Regions from separate parts of the Homo sapiens genome. Here region 1 is linked to region 2. The links are chromatin loops, found by intact Hi-C in ENCODE. Cell type or tissue: Caco-2. All regions are shown on one strand. Each heading gives the region's core, and the rest is flanking DNA. Links, peaks and the distances in the headings are about the cores only.

What was found. Hi-C counts contacts between places; a loop is a spot of excess contacts. Peaks named below come from ENCODE experiments on the same cell type or tissue, not always from the same donor. Only the 100,000 strongest peaks of a DNase experiment are listed, where the experiment ranks them.
Region 1: it touches region 2 in a loop (5-fold over the local background); 7 of 110 quality-filtered maps call a loop at or near these places.

Annotation. Positions count from the first base shown.
Region 1 is chr13:110,569,972-110,579,797 of GRCh38, forward strand. No RefSeq gene overlaps it. Among named protein-coding and RNA genes, the nearest start is that of RAB20, 13 kb to the left of the region's middle. In Caco-2, for the core only: no CTCF peak of the experiment used is centred there; a DNase peak (open chromatin) is centred at 5,650.
Region 2 is chr13:110,216,701-110,227,748 of GRCh38, forward strand. All of the region lies in intron 2 of COL4A1 (collagen type IV alpha 1 chain), which reads right to left. Among named protein-coding and RNA genes, the nearest start is that of COL4A1, 85 kb to the right of the region's middle. In Caco-2, for the core only: a CTCF peak has its summit at 5,699 (motif pointing right); a DNase peak (open chromatin) is centred at 5,711.

The DNA.
Region 1 (9,826 bases), core at 3,449-8,448, 350 kb after region 2:
CATCTGATGTCAGGAGATCAAGACCAGCCTGGCCAACATGGTGAAACCCTCTCTCTACTAAAAGTACAAAAATTAGCTGGGCATGGTTGTGGGTGCCTGTAGTCCCAGCTACTCAGGAGGCTGAGACAGGAGAATCGCTTGAACCAGGGAGGCGGAGACTGAGTAAGCTGAGATCGCGCTACTGCATTCCAGCCTGGGTGAGGCAGAGTTAGACTCCGTCTCAAAAAAAAAAGTAAGAAGTGAAATATTTCAAGGCGGGCACATCCACAAAACACCAGAAAAGGCAATGCTTTCACAGAGAAGACAAACCATCTTCTTTTCTCTCCTCGGTCAGAGACCATCTGATGCTCTAGACAGTGGCTGCAGTACTGGCAAGACAGGCAAGTCAAGGAGGTAACATGGACGAATTTGCACAACTTAGAAAAGACCTGTAGGTATAATGTTAAAAACATTCAGCCCGGCGTGGCGGCCTGAGCTACTCTGGAGGCTGAGGTGAAAGGATTGCTTGAGCCCAGGAGTTCAGCTGCAGTGAGTTATGATCATGCCAATGAATAGCCACTGCACTCCAGCCTGGGCAACATAGTGAGACTGCAGCTCTAAATAGTTTTTTTTAAACTTTTTTTTTTTTTTTTTTGGAGACAAGGTCTGGCTCTATTGCCCAGGCTGGAGTGCAGAGGCATGATCTCTGCTCACTGAAACCTCTGCCTCCCAGGCTGAAACCATCCCCCACCTCAGCCTCACAAGTAGTGTGGACTACAGGTGTACACCACACCTGGCTAATTTTTGTTTTTTGTTTTTTGGTTTTTGTTTTGTAGAGACGGGATTTCTTCATGTTGCCCAGGCTGGTCTTGAACTCCTGGGCTCGAGAGATCTTCCTGCCTCCGTCTCCCAAAGTGCTGGGATTACAGGTTTGCACCACTGTGTCCGGCCAGCAAGTACTTTGGAATAGTTCCTTATTCCGTCTGCAAAGGACGGTTCCTAGGGCTTAGCAAGGGGAATTTGAACTGTTAAAGGAAAAACCTAAGCCTAAAGTATTAAACTATGGGGAAGGGCCAGGTGCAGTGGCTCACACCTGTAATCCTAGAACTTTGGGAGGCCGAGGCGGGCGGATTACCAAGGTGTGCCTATAATCCCAGCTACTCTGCAGGCTGCGGCAGGAGAATCGCTTGGATCCGGGAGGCAGAGGTTGCAGTTAGCAGGCCGTTAGGAAAGGTATTTGAGTCCTGTGACTTTCCACTATCCAGCAAATCACATCTGGTAGCTGTTATTCTCCTTATTAAACACAGATATCCATGTAGATAAGCATAATCTTCCCTTCATGCTTTTCCTTTCCTTCATTCATTTCCTTCATTCAGAGCCGAGATCGTGCCACTGCACTCCAGGCTGGGTGGCAGAGCAAGACTCCGACTAAAAAAAAAATGAAAATAATAATAAACTATGGGGAAGAATAAAGAAGGAATTGCCTACATTTAGAGGGAGGTAGAAGAACAAAAAGAGGAAAATATATAACTATTTTAAAACCTTTTTAACATAAGTCTTTCAAATCCTAGAAACTTGGGACTTGTGTGAGGGGAGGACCCTTCTCTCACTCTGTTATACTTTCTGAATGTTTTCAAAAGCACTGTAGACACGGTGATGCTTAGAACTGGGGGAGGCCAGGCCTCCTGGAAGAAGTTTGCTGAGGGCCTGTGGATAGAGAAGCAGAAACAGGAACACAGCCTGGGGCAAACATCGTGCGGATGATGGGCATCTCAAACACTGGAAATAAATGAGGCTGCGGGAGCAAAATTGCTGGTTCCCCTGCTGAGCACACCTGCCCTGCTTGGAACAAGAGCAAAGATGTCTGGTGGGGGAGCCGATGTGAGATGGATGGATAGACAGGGCCCCCAGCCTGGGGGATGGGACCAGGGACCATTTGTGAGATAAACCCAGGTATTAGCCCAGGGCAGAGGCTCCCAGCTGACCTTAAAACAGAGGCAGCCCAGCTCCACCCAGCACTTCTTCAGCAGGCCTGGGCTGGGGGTCAGAGAACTCGCATTTCTAAGATGTTCTCAGACTGAGGGACCCAGTGGAAAAGCGTCCTGATTACTGGGTTATAAACACCTGAAGAGTTCTGAAAGAAATGGGCCACACCCTCAGGATCCAAAGTCTTAAAGGAAAGCTGAAGAGGTGTCCTGTGAGTTCAGGGGCACCCCGGTGAAGCCTGGGGCTTAGAAAGAAAAGAAGTGTTTATACCAGGAGAGCAGAGAGCAAGGAGCAGGGAGGGGCCAGGGCAGCCCCCAAACCGGAGCCCGAGGCCGGACCCTGCCTCTGACGAGGAGCATGCCCGGCCACCATGCTGACCCCTGCATCCTTCTTTCTTTGTCCCTTGAAGCCCCTCAAAGTCCTTCCTGAGACACATCCCCTCCCAAGGCACACCCTGGAGGGTCTCAAGACTTGAAAATCAGTCAAGAAGCAGGCAAGGAGTGAGCTGATCACTGTAGTTAAAGAGACGGCACCAAAGACATTGTACAAAAGAGGGCAGGAAGATGTCCATGTGTCTGCACCAGACCTTCTGCGCCAGTGAGGGATGCTGCAGGCAAAGGCAGGGCAGATGGCAAGAGGGTCCCTACCCAGCCGCAGCACCCGGCAATGCCCACCAGAGCCGACCCCCTGCCCGTGTTCTGTGAGTCCACGTCGTCTGCATCAGGGTGCTGATGGCAAAGCCTCCGGGTGTCCCTCCGTTGCAGGGTCTACTCCTGCAGTGTGGACAGCAGAGACGGAGGAAGTTCTCCCAAGTGCGGGGAGGTAGGCTCTGTGGGAAGCCCTTCACTCAAAGGCACACTCATGGTTTTGTTACCAGAGCAGCTGAAGAATTCAAAGTAGCTTCTGAGAACTCTAACTGTCTGGACCATGCTATAGTAAGGGCTAAGCTAACTTAAGAGCCATCCAAAAAAAAAAAAAAAAGAAGAAGTGAAAAGGTGATTGATGTCAGATGTAAACCCAAGAGGGTAACACAGCAATGCTGAGACATCCGAAACAACTTCCTATTAGCTGTCCAGGACCTTAACCCAGGTCTTAAGGGATCCTGTCTTTTTTAGTCTAAGGCAGTTGAATACTAAATTATTAAAACAGGTCTTATTTTATGACCCTAATCATCGACAAGAGGCGCCTTTTGTTGTTGTTGACACAGAGTCTGGCTCTGTAGCCCAGGCTGGAGTGCAGGGGCGCATCTCGGCTCACTGCAACCTCCACCTCCCAGGTTCAAGTGATTCTCCTGCCTCAGCCTCCAGAGTAGCTGGGGTTACAGGCACACGCCACCATGCCCAGCTAATTTTTGTATTTTTAGTAGAGACGGGGCTCCATCACATTGGCCAGGCTGGTCTCGAACCCTGACCTTAAGTAATCCATCCACCTCGGTCTCCCAAAGTTCTGGGATTACAGGTGTGAGCCACCGTGCCTGGCCGACGAGGCACTTTTCCCTCAAGTTAACAAAAGGAAAAGAGAAAAGAGAAACCTTCTGAAGACAAACAATAGATAATTGGGTGAAAGATGGATGAATTCTCCCCACGTCTGTAACTCCTAAGAAACAGAGGCCCTATGTTCTGCATGAGGACATATCCGTTGTTCACAATCCCCACACTCAGCTGAAAACCACAAACCCACCCAGAGGGATTGCCTTTCTTCTTCTCCATTTGGGTACTTGCTCTCCAGCTGAATTCCACTTTAATTTCATCAGTGAAGGTCAGTTCAATTGGATAGACTGCAAGCTCTTTTCAGAATGTAAGGGAGGATTACTCTGTGAGAGATCTAATCATTTATTTTTAAAATACAGCACTTGACTAAGAAAAATTTCCTCTGCAATTAGGATTTTACCCACTTCTATGCGATGCACCGTATGTCATTTTCTAGAGTGGATCTAAAGTGCTGGAAGAAAAGAAACAAGAGTCACATCCACTTAAAAAGCCATATAAAAATTAAATTATGATATGTTCACAACACAAAAGAGTAAGGAAAGAAAATAAAGAACTAAATTTAGTTTCTTTAGAGATAAACACTAAAATGAAATGATAGCACAACTGTAATTGCAAATGAATTTTCATTAAATGGTAGGAAGACTAAATCAGCTAATAGTTCAGAAGCAAAGATGCCCTTTGTTATGGGTTAAATTGTGCCCGCCCCCCCAAAAAAAGATACTTTGAAATCCTACCCACCGTACTTCAGAGTGTGAACTTACTTGGAAATAAGGTTTTTACAGGGCAATCAAGTTAAAATGAGGTCATTAGGGTGGGCTTCAATCCAATAGGCGGGTGCCCTTATTAAAGGGAGGGATTTGGACACAGCCACACTGAGACGAAGATGCCATCTACCAGCCCCAGCACACTGGAGGTGCCGGGAGCGGAAGAGAGGCTGGACAGAGGCTCCCACGCAGCCTCAGGAGGAGCCAACGCTGCTGACACCTCAGACTTCTGTCCTCCAGGGCTGGGAGACAAGGCGTTGACATTGTTCTAAGCCACCCGATTGGTGGTACTGTGTTTCTGCAGCCTCTGAGAACTAACATACCTTTAAAGATCCAGAGGATTTAGTAAAGCATTGTGGCACATACTCAATGTGCACCAAAATTAGTCTTACCTGTTAAAAAAGCCAAAATCCCTCACTAACTGTACGTGGATTCTGAGAAGGCAATAGAAGAGCATATTCACAATGTGAAGTAAGACACATCAGAGTTAGGTTTGTTGCAGATTTTACAAATTTCAAGGACGCTAACCAATCAGCCACTGTAATTTTTCAATCAATTTTAGCAGAGGGGATCTACTCCCATCTCCTAGATAGAGCCACGCAGGTGTCACAGACTAGCTCACACGGCACAGAGACCCCCCCAAAATCTGCAGACAGGAACCACTCCTTAATTAAGATCTGAAGTGACTACTTACACATTAGGAAAAAAAAAAAAAAAAAGACCCAACAATAGCATTGGAAGATACATTCATCAGACCTAATCCTCACAATAGCCTTGGGAAGTAAGCTTTGTCCTCCAGCTTTACAGAAGAAACCGATCGTGAGAGGTGATGTCCCCCACCAAGTACACCAGGCAGGAGCCACAGAGCTGAGCCACGGTTCCCACAGGCTCCACGGGTCCAAGCTGCCCACCAGTACCTGGACAAGGACCCCAGCAGTCCAGAGAGGAAAGAGACAGCACAGTCCTTTATCTTTACTTCCTCAGTGGAATCACCAGGAATTGGTGTGCAAAATCATTCCACATTCTAAGGTGTGCAGTGTGGTTGTGCTGCACACATCCGTGTATTTTCAGATGGCTACAGTGCACTCAGCAAATCCATTATGCTGGACTTAGGGGCATTTTTTCTACTTTTGAGCAAAAAGTGTATCTGGCTTCAACATGACTCAAAACCAGAATTTGAAGCAATGTATCTGCTGCTACTAAATTTAAATCTGCTGCTGCTCTTCACAACCTGCAGGAGAAGGAACGCATTTCTTCGCTGGACAGGATGCCTTCCCCAGGGGCTACCATCTGCCCTTCCAGCCTCTCCCTGACACACATGGAACTTCTGGGTGGCTCCCAAACGCAGGCTGACGTCACCAGATGCTGATTCTGATCCTCACCCTTCCACCCCCCATGTCAGCCCTGACCTCAGAGCCTTGTTGCCCAGCAAGCCACTTCATTCTGTGCAGCCTCTGGGGAAGCTCCGTGGTGACCTCCGCTGGCAGGATCATCTGGCCCTGGCTCCTTTTTCATCCTTCATTGGTTAGCAGGTCAGTTTCTCCCGCTGGATGGAGAACTTCTGCAGAGACGGCCAAGCTGAGCCCTCCCCTCACCGCAGGGAAGAGCTGAGTCAGATGAGAGCAGGGAGGCCAATGTCACTTCCCCAATGTCACCAAACGTCAAATAGAAAAGTTCACCTGGAAGGAAGCAGTGGGGACAAAACCACCACAGGGCGACTTGTGGGCTCACAGACAGAGGCCCCGCTTCCCCAACACAACCACCTCTCTCCTTCCCTCCCTCCCACACACCCCAGAGGTCATCACAGCAGCTGGGCGTCCCGCAGCCCATTTGTCCATCCCCCACCCGCTCTGGGGGACCTGCTCCTACACAGCAGACCCTGAAACCAACATCACCTGCGACTTCGTCGTGGCCCAATCTCGCAGTCGCTTTAGCCTTTCAATCTACTTGTCTTGCACCCTGTTCCCCACTTCCTTCTTTTTGAAAATCGATCCTGGACCTTCCCAACCCACCTGACCACAGGGCCCTTTACCTCCCCAGGGATCTCCCTTTGATCAAGTGGGTTTGCTCTTTAAATAAACTCCACAAACACCTGCCAGGTGCCTTGCCAGTTTTCATCTCTGTGCTGGTTACGTAGAAAATTGTCCACATTTCCCCCAGTGATTCAGGAGGCTGAAGGGGGAGAATCACTTGAAACTAGCCTGGGCAACATAGCAAGATGCAGTCTTCACAAAAAATGTAAAAACTAGCCAGGCATGGGAGCATCTGCCTGTGGTCCCAGCTACTCCAGAGGCTGAGGCAGGAGGGTCACTTGAGCCCTTGAGTTTGAGGCTGCAGTGAGCCAAGAACACACCACTGCGATGTTGTGATCTCGGCTCACTGCAACCTCTGCCTCCTGGGTTCAAGCAATTCTCTTGCCTCAGCCTCCCAAGTAGCTGGGACTACAGGCGTGCACCACCACGCCCAGCTAATTTTTTTGTATTTTTAGTAGAGACTGGGTTTCACCATGTTGGTCAGGCTGGTCTTGAACTTTTGACCTCATGTGATCCTCCCACCTCAGCCTCCCAAAGTGCTGGGATTACAGGTATGAGCCACCATGCACAGCCAATAAAAAATTTTTTAAATAAATAGATTTTTTTAGCAGTTTTAGGTGTGCAAAAACGAGTGGAAAATACAGCGTTCCCATGCCCCGCTCACACTCCCTCTGTTCCGGTTTTCCCTATGACTAACAGCTTGGCATTCGTGTGGTACAGTTGTTACAATGGAGGAGTCAATATTGCATTAGTATTGGCACAAGTATTACAATGGAAGCATTGATATTGATACATAATTATTAACTAAAGTCCACAGTTTAAGTTAGGGTTCATTCTTCATGTTGTACCTTCTATGAGTTTGGACAAATGTATAATGACATGTATCCACCATTATAGTCTCACCCAAGATAGTTTGGTTTTTTCTTTTCTTTTTTTCCTTTTTTTTTTTCTTTCAAGGCAGAGTCTCACTCTGCTGCACAGGCTGAAGTGCAGTGGTGACATCTCGGCTCACTGCAATCTCTGCCTCCTGGGCTCAAGCGATCCTCCCACCTCAGCTGCCCAAGTAGCTAGGACCAGAGGCATGTGCCACCACACCTGGCTAATTTTTTTTTTTTTTTTTAGACAGAGTCTCACTCTGTCACCAGGCTGCAGTGCAGTGTCACGATCTTGGCTCACTGCAACCTCTGCCTCCTGGGTTCAAGTAATTCTCTTGCGTCAGCCTCCCGAGTAGCTGGGACTACAGGCGTGTGCCATCACACCCAGCTAATTTTTGCATTTTTAGTAGAGACCGGTTTCACCATGTTGGCCCAGATGGCCTCGATCTCCTGACCTCGTGATCCAACTACCTCGGCTTCCCAAAGTGCTGGGATTACAGGTGTGAGCCATCACACCCAACCAATTTTTTTTGTTTCTTGTAGACATGGGGCTTCTGTGTTGTCCAGGCTGGTCTCAAACTCCTGAGCTCAAGCGATCCAACTGCCTCGACTTCCCAAAGTACTGGGATTACAGGCATGAGCCACCAGACCCGGCCCTCATGAAGGATAGTTTGACTGCTCTAAAAATCCTCTGTGCTCTTCCTATCCATCCTTCCCTCCCCCAACCCCTGGCAACCCCTGGCAACCCCGATCCTTTTACTGTCTCCATCGTTTTGCCTTTTCTAGAATGTCATATGGTTGGAATCATACAGTATGTAGCCTTTTCTGATTGGCTTCTTTCACTTAAAAGAAAACTTTTGGGCCAGGCGCAGTGGCTCATGCCTGTAATCCCAGCACATTGGGAGGCCGAGGCGGGCTGATCATGAGGTCAGGAGATCGAGAGCATCCTGGCTAACACAGTGAAACCCTGTCTCTACTAAAAATACAAAAAGTTAGCTGGGTGTGGTGACGGGTGCCTGTAGTCCCAGCTACTCGGGTGGCTGAGGCAGGAGAATGGTGTGAACCCGGGAGGCAGAGCTTGCAGTGAGCCGAGATCGCACCACTGCACTCCAGCCTGGACGGAGCAAGACTCTGTCTCAAAAGAAAAAAAAAAAAAAACTTTTGAATTCTTTATTTTCTCTAAAGTTGTGCAATGTGATTCAGTAAAATCTTTTCTTAAGTCTATGCGGCGTATATTTGGATATGCACAGAAAAAGTATGGGATGTGAATACTAAACTGTCAGCAACCATCATCTCTGAAGGAATGAATGGGAGGGGATTCCTTCAGGTCACTCTGCGGTGAAGATTCCAACCTCTTCTTCCAGCATGGGTGTTTGAGCGCTGTGTACTCCGGGTCCTCTGGGTCTGAGTTACAGCCACTCGTGGGCGTGAGTTCATGATGACCTCAGCCCGCTGCTGCAGACCAACCATGGAAATAGACACTGGGAGTTTGGAGCACATGGAGATGGGGCCAGTAGGGTGAAAGAAGGAAGAGCAATGTGGGCAGCTGCTCATCCCTGCGCCGGCAGAAGTGAGAGCGGGACACATCCCCAGGCCACCTGCCATGGGATGGCTCACGTCCCTCAGAAGATACAATGATGTCCTAACCCTAGTGCCTCAGATTGTGACCTCATTTGGAAAGAGAGTTGTTGCAGACATAACTAGTTTGTTTTGTTTTGTTTTTGAGATGTAGTGTCGCTCTGTCGTCCAGGCTGGAGTGCAGTGGTGCCATCTCAGCTCACTGCAACCTCCACCTTCCGGGTTCAAGCGATTCTCCTGCCTCAGCCTCCTGAGTAGCTGGGATTACAGGCATGTGCCAGCATACTCGGCTAATTTTTGTATTTTTAGTAGAGATGTGATTTTGCCATGTTGTCCAGGCTGGTCTGGAACTCCTGATCTCAAGTGATCCGCCCGCCTCGCCCTCCCAAAGTGCTAGGATTACAGATGTGATAGTTAAGATACTTGAGTAGTATGGGCCCTAAGTCCAATATGCCTGGTATAAAAGAGGAAATTTATTTTTTGTGTTTTTTTGAGACAGGGTCTTGCTCTAACCCTGTCACCCAGGCTGGAGTACAGTGGCATAATCTTGGCTCACTACAGCCTTGACCTCCCAGGCTCAAATAATTCTCTGCCTCAGCTTCCCGAGTAGCTGGGAGTACAGATGCACACCACCATGCCCAACTAATTTTTGCATTTTTTGTAGAGTCAGGTTTTGCCATGTTGTCCAGGCTGGTCTCCAACTCCTGACCTCAAGTGATCCACCCGCCTCGGCCTCCCAAAGTGCTGGAATTACAGGCAGGAGACCCAGCGCCCGGCCATTTAATGTGCTTTTTAGTTTCCTTTGAGACCCGCTGCTTGACCCATGCGTTATTTAGAAGTGTGCTGTTTAGCTGTTTAGTTTCCAAGTGTTTGGAGATGTTCCTATTATCTTTTTGCTTTTGATTTCTAGTTTGATTTCATTATGGTCAAAGAAATATACCCTGTATGTTTTAGATTCTTTTAAATTGTTGCAGCTTCTTTTATGGCCCAGGATATAGTCTATCCATGGACAATTGAAAAGAATGTGTATTCTGCTGTTGTTTTTCTGTAAATGTCCGTCAGATCCTGTTGGTTGATGGTGTTGTTGAATTCTTTTATTGTATCCTTGCTTATTTCTGTAT
Region 2 (11,048 bases), core at 3,512-8,511:
CCTCCACCATAGTCCCTGTTTTTTCTGGGTCACTAGAGCAAGCCGGTTCCCAGCAGAACATCAAACAATTCACCAACTTCATGTCAGCCCAAGGTACCGACCCTTCTATGTCCATTTCACAGATAGGGAAATTAAGATTCCGATGCTTAACTGACTTGTCGTACGTCACTGGGTGACCCCTCGTGCTGCTGGGAACAGAACACAGAAATCCAAATTCCCAGACCTTGCTTTTACCGCAAGAACACATTCTTTCCCAAATGTCACCAGAAAGTTTAAGCAATCTGTGTATCCCCAGAGCTTTGAAATGAAGGAGCTAAGAAGGAAGTGACTCCTCCATGGACATGGTTCTTGCCATTCCCCACATATTTTTTTAACGTTCTTAATCTTTTGTCCAGATAAAAGTGCACACGAATAATCTAATACTCTGTACCCTGTCCAAGGTTATTATGGGAACCAGAGCAGAGCAAACGGACAGAATAAGCACTTAAACAGCTATACAGTTAGCTGGCGACCAGCATGCAGTATGGGGCCAAATTATTCCTCCAAGATTTTAGCACATTTCCACCAGGATTGTAAGAAGAGCAAAGAGCTGGACATGTTGTGCAAAGGTTATTGGAGCTAGCAGGGTCCAAGCCAGACTTTGCAGCTGCAACTGGCAATGCTACTAACGTGACCACAGTGACCCCCCACTTCCACTGGAGCTCAAGGCAGAATGTGCACAGTTAGAGTCAGGGAGCAACAGGACCCTCGATCATCTGTTTCCCATGGTGTGCTCAAGGCAAGGTCCAAAAATCCATGGCGGCCACAGACTTCATGTCAGGCAAAAATGAAAACCACAACCATTGTCTGTCACAGCAAAGACTATTTAAAATGGAAGAAAGAAACGAGAAACTTGAAAAATACTACACAGAAAGTTTTCGTGCAGCTGAACCTTGTGCTCTCATTCCTGAACATCAGTGCAATGCAGAGCACTGATCAAAAAAGGAAAATCATACGCCAAAGCCGGAGATGACTACTGCTGTGTCCCCAAATGATGAAATTCAGAATTTGTGGAGGGAGAACAAAGTGCCATTGTCTATAAAGATGAAAGAATACAACATGGAGAATAATCTTAGCACCAAAATTAGGCATTGTAAATTAGGCATGAAATAGGGTTTCATGCATGGAGCAACTTAAAATTCTTGCTTAATGCATTATCTAAAGCAAGCATATACTTTTTAAAAAATCCTTAAAATGCGTGGATAGAAAGTCATTTTATAATACCCAATTATTTCCCTTCCTCTTCCAATGCTTGTAGAAACAAGTTCATGATTCAGGAAAGCAAATACTCTAATAAGCTTCCGTCATAGCTAAGTCAGAAATTCAAATACAAATCAAATACCCAGGACAGCTGAAGTTAAAATAGCATGAAGCTTCTAAATGTGGGGGGAAAATATAATTACCAACAACAAAAACTGATGTTAACACAAAATATACCTAGAATAAGCAGTCATCAAAATTCTTACTGTCAAAGGCCTGTTTCAGTGGCTGACATGGAATCCATATCTTTAAATCAAAATTTTAATGGATTTTTCCAATCTGAAATATTAGGATCACGGATCTTCACAATGGACTGAAGCACACACAGAGATGCTGCCAGCTCTCGGGGGCTTCCTCTACGCACGGAATGAGTACGGGTACCGGGTTTGGTACTGAGCACTGAGTGTACTGGGTATGGCAGCCTCCATGTGCTGGGTGCATCCAAGGGAAACAAGCAATGCTTATCAGGGAAACTGCAATTCCTTCTCCACCTCAACCCTGTAACTTCTTCACAGGCAATGAAATTGTTTTATTCATTCATGGTGTTTGAATTCAATAAAATGTCATGGGATGCTGAACTAGCCAATTGCATAACATGACGCTCAGCATGAGGTAGGATTCCACATACGAATCCTAAAAACTTTAAGAGGTAGTGAAAGGTTACTGGGCAGGACAGGACCCCCGTCGCCTTTGCAGTCCAAGCATTCTAGGCACCATTCCAGACTGGCTGGAGTCCGCAGCAGTGGCTGAGAGGTGCAGGGCAAGCTGCGTTCGGGACCACGATGGCCCTGCTGCTGCTTTCTGTCATCTAGCGCCTCGAGATTTCCATTTACGAGCAGACTGCAAATCATTCAGGGAATGAAAGCCCTCACATTTGAAGCCAGAGCTCACCAAGTATCCAGTGAAAGGGAAATGATGTCAAGGATGGGTCACAGTCAGTGGGTGACTGCAGAACTCTTTCCGAAATTCCACAAGGCCAACTCCTTGAGCCCAACCACCATCAGAAGAGACATCAGAAGAGACATCTGCAGGACCATTTCCTGAATGCCGCCGCTGGGAAAGGGGTGGGAAAGCTGCGGTGGGTGCCGCGGGGTCATGGAAAACTCTGTGGCGAGGCCCCGCCGGGAGCTCCCTCCACACCATGAGGCTTGACGTCAGGGCAGGAATACTGCCACCACAGTTTGAGGGGGGACAGATGCAAGGAGATCCCCTAGAGGGTCTGCTTTGCCTAAGAGGAAGGCGTGAGTGCTCACTCTCCTTTGCTCTATGAGACATACAACTGAACTCTTAAAAGGATGTATATGTGTTCACTAGAAGTATGTGAATGAAATTTAACAGTGTGGATTGTTGCACTTAGCAGCTACATTTATCATTACTATTATTTCTTGCATTTAAATATTTAACATTAAAGCAGCAAAGATTAAACCAATCATGCATAAAAAGCGTGGCTGCAAATCTGTATCTTCTTCCCGAAATTCTCATTTTCTCCCTCCAGCCCAGACGTCTAGCTTGAGACAGTGAATATCAGGAAATGTGTGCAGTGGCCCTCCATCAACTATGTGGGTATACGCAAGAGCTTGAGCAGCACATACAGACGCACCTCAGCTTATGATGGGGTATGTCCCAATAAGCCCATTGTAAGTTGAAAATATATATATATATGTATATATATATATATGTGTATATATATGTATATATATGTATATACATATGTGTATATATATGTGTGTATATATATGTATATACATATGTGTATATATGCGTATATATGTATATATATGCGTATATATGTGTATATATGTATATATGTGTATATATGTATATATATGTATGTATGTATATATGTGTATATATATGTATATATGTGTGTGTATATATGTATATATATGTGTGTATATATATGTATATATATGTGTGTATATATATGTATGTATATGTGTGTGTATATATACACATACATACATATACATATATATATATATATATTTGAGGCAGGGTCTCACTCTGTCACTGAGGCTGGATTGCAGTGTTACTATCTTGGCTCACTGCAACCTCAGCCTCCGCAGTAGCTGGGATTATAGTAGTGTGCCACCATGCGCCGCTAATTTTTGTATTTTTAGTAGAGACGGGGTTTCGCCATGTTGGCCAGGCTGGTCTTGAACTCCTAACCTCATGTGATTTGTCCGCCTTGTCCTCCTAAAGTGCTGGAATTACAGGCGTGAGCTACTGCACCCAGCCCAATAGAAAATATTTTTAACTCAAAAACACATTTAATACACCTAACCTACCCAACATCATAGCTTAGCCTAGCCATCCTTAAACATGCTCAGAAAACTTAAACACTGGCCTACGTTAGGCAAAATGGTCTAACACAAAGCCTGTTTTATAATAAAGTGTTTAATATCTTGTGTAATTTATCAAATTCTGTATCAAAAGTGAAAACCAGAACGGCTTGTGGCTCCTGACTGGCATTGCAAGAGTTGCCTATCGCACAATGCTAGCCCAGGAAAAGATCAAAATTCAAAGTTTTTATCTTTTGAATTTTGATCTTTCAAAATCCATGACTTTCAGATATCATGAGAGCTGTTCTATTTCTAGGAGACTTCGGGACTTGTCCTGCCTCTTCTAAAGCACGTGGGGTTGTTTGGGCAAGTTCCTCATTTCATGGGCCTCCACCGTCCTCCTTCTGACTATCATTAGCTTGGTTCTGACTACTCCCAAGGCTGCCGATGATGGAGATGAGCAAATCTGTGTGAAGAATGGGAGAGAACTCAGTGCTGGAGTCTCCTGGCCGAAAGAACAGTGGCTGGGGTCTGAGGGGTGGGAGCTGGGCTGGATAAACTAGAAGTGAAAATGCCTTCCTCCGTATGGCCAAGCCTGGACTACAACTTTTATACTGGACTTCTGGCCCCAGGATTCTTGAGTGGAAAATCCCAAGCCCTCACGATAAGGTCCATGTGATGAAGAAGGTCCACCCTGTGCTCAGCGAAAGCCTGCCTGCAGCTATAGCATTTAATGCAGAATTGTCTCCAGGTGTCCATGTTCAAGGAGAGATTTCTATTGGACAAATCCTGATGTTGAAACATTATCTGAGCCCATGATGAATTCTGGCACAATTCTAGGCTCAAGTATTCTAATATGAATTTTAACATTCACTATGAAGTTGACTGACAGAGCTGAACACTCAAGTCATATGTAATCCAAAGCTAGAAGGCGATGGTTACAAAGGAGATGCACAGTGAATATTTCTGATAGATCCACATTTACAAAGAAATAAAACCATAGATATTTTCTGATCCATGAAAATCCACTTTGCACATCAGCTTAAAAGAAAAAAATGAATTAAAAAGAGTCCTTCAGAAAATACTTTCTAAAGAACTATCATTCAACACAAGAATAACTCAAGGGGGCCCTCAGTATGGTCTTCTTATAAACAATTTAAAAGTTCCCCGAAAGCCATCCAAAAGCAAACAAACCATCTGACGTCCCCGATCCAGTAAAAATGTTCTAGGAGAACTGAGTGCTGATAAATTACTGGCAGCCAAAAAAAATCTTAAAAATTTCCAAAGGTCTTTAAATCTTACCAAAGTTCCAGACATTTGTCCATGATGAAAGTGGAGACTCACTCATGGAAGCGCACAGTAAAGCTGTGAGCAGCAGCAAAGGTCTCCAGAGGCAACTATTATCTTCAAGAGTTTTTTCTTATCTTTTTTCAGAAAAAACAGTCCAAAATGCTCTCATTAATTCTTACTCCAAAGCAGTACTCCGTTTCAAATATTGTTAAACAGAACCATTTTAAGTCAGTCCCCCAGAGCAGTCAGATTTCCACGTTGGAAAGGAAGAAAAATATGATGATGATCTTTTTCCAAAGGCTTGTGAACCTGCTCAGTCAGATTCCACGTGTGCCTGCGCTCAGGCAGCGCGTCTGTCATCAACAGCTTAATTCCGTTTTCGCATCAAACCACACCAGCAGACAGTGCGTTCTCTGGAAACACTTGTATTTTCCTGGCTCCGGGCTCCATCAACAACACATTCAAATGCCCATGTGAAGGGCCAAGCTCCTGGTCGGGGCGTCCGTAGACACCCACCCTTCATCCACCTCCAGGCACCTGCGACCCACACAGCAGCACCCCAGGGCCCTGGCACCCCTCAGCACATTCGAGAGCGCTGCCTTCATGTGAAACAGGCACATTCACACCCTCCCCGGCGGGCCCTGGCACCTCAGACACACCCATGGGATCTCAGCCAAGCACCCCCTTGTTGAAGAAGTACTCAGACACTGAATGATCTGGAGAAAACCCAAACTCTGGCAGACAGTGGATCCAGCCCGTGACAGGCCCGGGCGGAGGAACCAACGGCCTCAATCAGGGCTTGGGTGAGGAGTCTCCGTGGGCTGCAGCTGCTCGCCACTAGAGGGAGCTCTGGGACTATACATTTTCCCCCAAATAAACTAAACCTCCCTGGTGGACCTTAAAGAATTAAGGCTTTTTCAGGCCGGGCGCGGTGGCTCACGCCTGTAATCCTAGCACTTTGGGAGGCCGAGGCGGGTGGATCACGAGGTCAGGAGATCGAGACCATCCTGGCTAACATGGTGAAACCCCGTCTCTACTAAAAATACAAAAAATTAGCCGGGTGTGGTGGCGGGCACCTGTAGTCCCAGCTACTCGGGAGGCTGAGGCAAGAGAATGGCATGAACCAGGGAGGCAGAGCTTGCAGTGAGCCGAGATCGTGCCACTGCACTCCAGCCTGGGCGACAGAGCCAGACTCTGCTTTAAAAAAAAAAAAAAAAAAAAAAAAAAGAATTAAGGCTTTTTCCTAAATATTCATTGTAGTAATATATTACTATTAAAATATTAAATATTCAGTGCCATTGAACACATTCTGTGGGCGGAGTGAGAGAAATCACTTTGATATGGCCTAAAAGAACTCTATGGTAAATATTTTTAATTAGGATTCAAAATTTAATTAAAATTAAATATAAAAACTAGTAACCTGAATATCGAGGCTATTGCGTTACAGGTAAATGCGGTCAGCCTATAAATAATGAGAATGATGGATATTTTCTGGATAGCATTTTCACATCCATTTTATAAATTGGGAGAGTATTTGAATCTAATGACAATACAGAAAAAATAGCAAATTCAATTTTTAAAATAGCTGTATGGAAATAGAAAATACTGAAAAAATTACATTCTACAAAGCATGCATAAAATAGATACAAATGTAATCACAGGGAGGTCTCTAAGAAACCACTGCTAAACATCCCACTGCCAGTAAAACTTATGTAAAGGTTCTTCTTTGGTCTTCTTCCACTATAAGTTTATAGAAAACTTATGCATTAAGGTAATTTAGTCCATTCTCCTGAGTTTTGCCAATTCTAAAAGAAAAAAAAATCTATCCAGTTTTTTGGATCCCAAAAAAGATGATAACATTCTCTCCTTTGCTTAACCTATCAGCATGAACACTCATTAAAACCAAAATCACAGATGCCTCTTTCTAAACCTACTACCTAACATTCTGTTTCTCAAATATATATTTTTAAAAACATCTTCAAAACGAGAAAAACAGTACAGAAAACAAGTGTTCTGCTACAGGCTTGGAACCTCACTTGCTGCAGCTATGGACGGTGTGGATGGTTGTGCATGTTGCACACTGCAGCAATCAGAGGCCAAAATCAGCCACCGAAGCTAGGTGTTGGCACAGCAGGAGGCCTTTATCTAATATGACAAAGCTGGAAAAAGCCCAGTGGTAGCAAAACCATCCTCCAAATAAGTTGCACAGAGCTCTCTGGGGGTTCCTGCCTGGGTGACACCCCAAGGATGGCAGGACACACCAAGCAAGAGGCAGCCTCCGTGTAGACTTTAGAGGCTTGGTACTGACCTGCCAAGAGTTGGGAAGCCAACTGAGGAATGTCCCTCAAGAGAGCCCTAACCCAGGGCAGGGGCTGAAATGCCCAGTCACCACTGCCAACACTTTGGTTAACTTTTGGTTTTGGATTTTACTTACTCCATTAAAAAAAATATATATGGAATACTATCCTCAAAGACCTAGAAATGCACATGGCATAAATGAATGCTTCCAACTTGAGCTCCAGCCATTGCAGGAATGATCACACTTAGGAGGTGCTGAGAGTCTGCACATGAAATCACGCCTCTGCTCACCAGCACAACCGTCTTTTTTTTTGAAGTTCCATGAAATTTATCACAATTCTAGGTCATGACTTAGTTAAAAGATTTGGGGTAAGAAGAAAGACTGCAGGAACATAAATAATTGATAACAAAATATCAATAAGAGGTTAGCTCTCTTCTGAGTTTGTATAAGAAAAAAATATATATGTTTTTGAGATGGAGTCTTGCTCTGTCATCCAAGCTGGAGTACAGTGGCATGATCTTGGCTCACTGTAACCTCCACCTCCCAGGTTCAAGCGATTCTTGCGCCTTGGCCTCCCAAGTAGCTGGGATTACAGACGTGCACCATCATGCCTGGCTAATTTTTGTATTTGTAGTACAGACAAGGTTTCACCATGTTGGTCAGGCTGGTCTTGAACTCCTGACCTCAGGTAATCCGCCAGCCTCGGCCTCCCAAAGTGCTGGTATTACAGGTGTGAGCCAACGCTCCTGACCTAATTTTTTTTCTTATAAAGACACTTTGCTTTATTTTCATTAGCTCCAAAGCAAGGCCCCTGAGGGTTCGAAAGACATGTTCTACATTAACAGAAATGTTGAAAAATGCCAATTAGTGCCTAAGTACTTAGACAGCCGAGGATGTTATTAACGTGAACTTAATAATGTATGTGGGTGTGGGGCAGCGTTGTGGAACAAAACGAGGACACAGCAAAGGCAGGAAACACCACAAGGTAGGTGATGGATTTTTTTTTTCTTTTTTTGGTCTGTGATAAAAGTAAACTTGAAAATTGCAGATGAAATACTCTGAAGATAAGAATTATAGTTAATAATACAAAAGCATGCAAGACAGTCTTCAGGTTTAAACCTTGAGAGAATTGCTCATTGGCAATTAAGAAAAACCTTTCTTTTTTTTTTCCTTAAAAATGTGTTAGATATAATTATTTATCAAAATTGGGTTTTACAGGTGCCCTGCCAGGGGACATCCAGGGTCCCCATCCTCTGAGTGGTTCCGTAGTCCCTGCGGTTCCCTTGCCAGGGTGTGCAGAGCCGCGTACATAGCACCTCCAGGAGATGCTGGAACCCAGCAGGCAGTGACTGGCATTCCCTCTCGTTCCCTCCCCCCAGCACTTCGAACAGATGGCACAGGGTAGGTACTCAATTAATATTTTCACGACTGGGCCGGGTGCAGTGGCTCACGCCTATAATCCCAGCACTTTGGGAGGCCAAGGCGGGTGGATCACCTGAGGTCAGGCGTTCAAGACCAGCCTGGCCAACATGGTGAAACTTGTCTCTACTAAAAATACAAAAATTAGCCCAGCGTGGTGGCACACGCCTGTAATCTCAGCTACTTGGGAGGCTGAGACAGGAGAATCGCTTGAACCCAGGAAGCAGAGGTTGCAGTGAGCCGAGATCATGCCATTGCACTCCAGCCTGGGTGACAGAGCAGACTCCATCTCAAAAAATAAATAAATAAATAAACAAAAATAAAATATTTTCATGAGTGACTCAGGAAAGATCCCAAGAAAATGATATAAATCTACAAGAGGGTGCAGATTTAGGAATCTTAATTTCAAATGACTGCAAAAACAAGCACCTGCACTCCGGGTGAGCACGCGGAGCTCCGGGCGCCCTGCTTTTCATGCTCTCTCTTCAGTCACTGCATGGATGGGCAAAGAACCTAAGCCTGGAATTCTGGTGCTGGCTCCAGCGCCAACCCCTGGGACGCTCTGAAAATCAGCTTTGCCATCATCTGTAAGTCAGGGATGACTCCACCTGCCTGTTTTACCTGGCAGCATTATTTTAAAAATCAAACGTGCTCAAGTATTCAGTTAAATGCTGTACAAATGGTTCTGAAAGAAACTGGTCTGACTTCACTGCTTTTTAAACACGTAAATATTTTGTGTTTATTCTCACGATTTCTATGTCCAACAAGCCAGCTGCATTTCCTCTGAAGCCACAGAATGTTTTAAAAGAGAATGAAAAGGCCACACTGCTAGTGTTCCCACAAGTCATGACCCAGGAAGTATCTCATTCCTGTTTTTGTGGCTAAGACAGACATAAGAAAATTGGAATTTCTTGAGTATTTAAAAAAGATGACAGTTTCAAGAAACTCCCCCCTTTATCTTATACTCAAGGTTTTGTGTTTTTTCCTTAATAAATATCTCTGTAATTCAGGCAGTTCAAGCATAGAACATTCCATTTATTCTGTCAGGTCAGCCTGGGTCTTAGTAAAGCCACCACACTCCTCCATGGTTAGCCTGGAAGTAGCTAACGACATACACCGGTCTGAAATCCCCAGATTACTTCCTTACCCCCAAGCAAGTTACTTGTCTGTATCTTATCACTGATAACATTTTCCCCCAGCATGCTGCAATAATTTCAATACTCCATTAATCATACTTGGAATCTAAGAGATAAGAACAGTTCCCTTGACTCCCAGATATACAATTGCCAGGTTAAAACTAGACAAACCAACTTTGCCCATAGAATACAAGGTAATCTCAGCAGAGCTGGAGGTTTTACAAAACCCACTATTAGCCTAACCTCATTAATTTGAAAAAGCAGTAGTGAGATCAATCTAAATTAATAAATAACTGAATTTTAATCTCTTTTAAGTAAACACCATTAATTCCTTTAAAACATATACAGTCACCCAAAGAAAGAAATTAAGCCAACATCTTGAAGTTTTTTCTTTTGTGTTTTGCTTAAAATCTTGGTTTTAAAACTGAATAGATAAGAAAAGCATATAATTGCAAACTCAATGCAAAATACCGGTGCTTAATTAAGACAATAAATAGCTACTTCATAAATACTTAAAAATGGTCTTCCCTGAGCTGCTAATCTCTCTTCACCTCAATGCTCTTCATAAAGTTGGCAAGCCTGTTTTCAAAAGATAATATGGAGATATATTTCAATCCAAGGTGTGGCCCAATTATTTAAAAATTTCTATCAGTAAGACCTTATTTAATGCCATTTTCACTATGCCTACTTTGTAGACGTTTTAAAGATTAAACTTACAGTATCATTTCCTGCCTTTTTTTCTTAACTACTTAATGTCAATAGACTAAAATATTGAGATCTTCGGCTAGAAACTAAGATGTGGAAACAGACCAACTGGGTTACAGTTTGCAAATTATGAGGTATAAACTTTCTAATAAAAATAGATTGTAGAGTATATAAACATGTTACACTTTCCCACGTATATGGATTTTTTTTTAAGTTACATCAATTGGGCGATAGATGACCAAGTATGGGTACGGTAGACACACACACACACACACACACACACACACACACACACAAACACACACAAACACAGAATCAGAAAGAGAGAGAGAAACGAAGAGACAGAGACAGAGAGACATAAAGAGAGAGAAGCTTCACTAAGAGGCAGGTTGGGGGCACCTGGTTCCCACGCCCCCAGACCTCCCACTCCCAGGGTCTGAGGTCTGGGACACATCACTGAGGCAATTTGTCTTTGGCAAGAGAGGGCCAGTCAGCCATGCACCCTGAAATGGCCTTCCCTTGATTCCCAAATATACAATTGCCAACTTGGTGGAAACTGAGCTCTCATGGGAATTCTAAACCTACAGGTGCCCACCCTTGGTTCTCCACAGGGAGAAT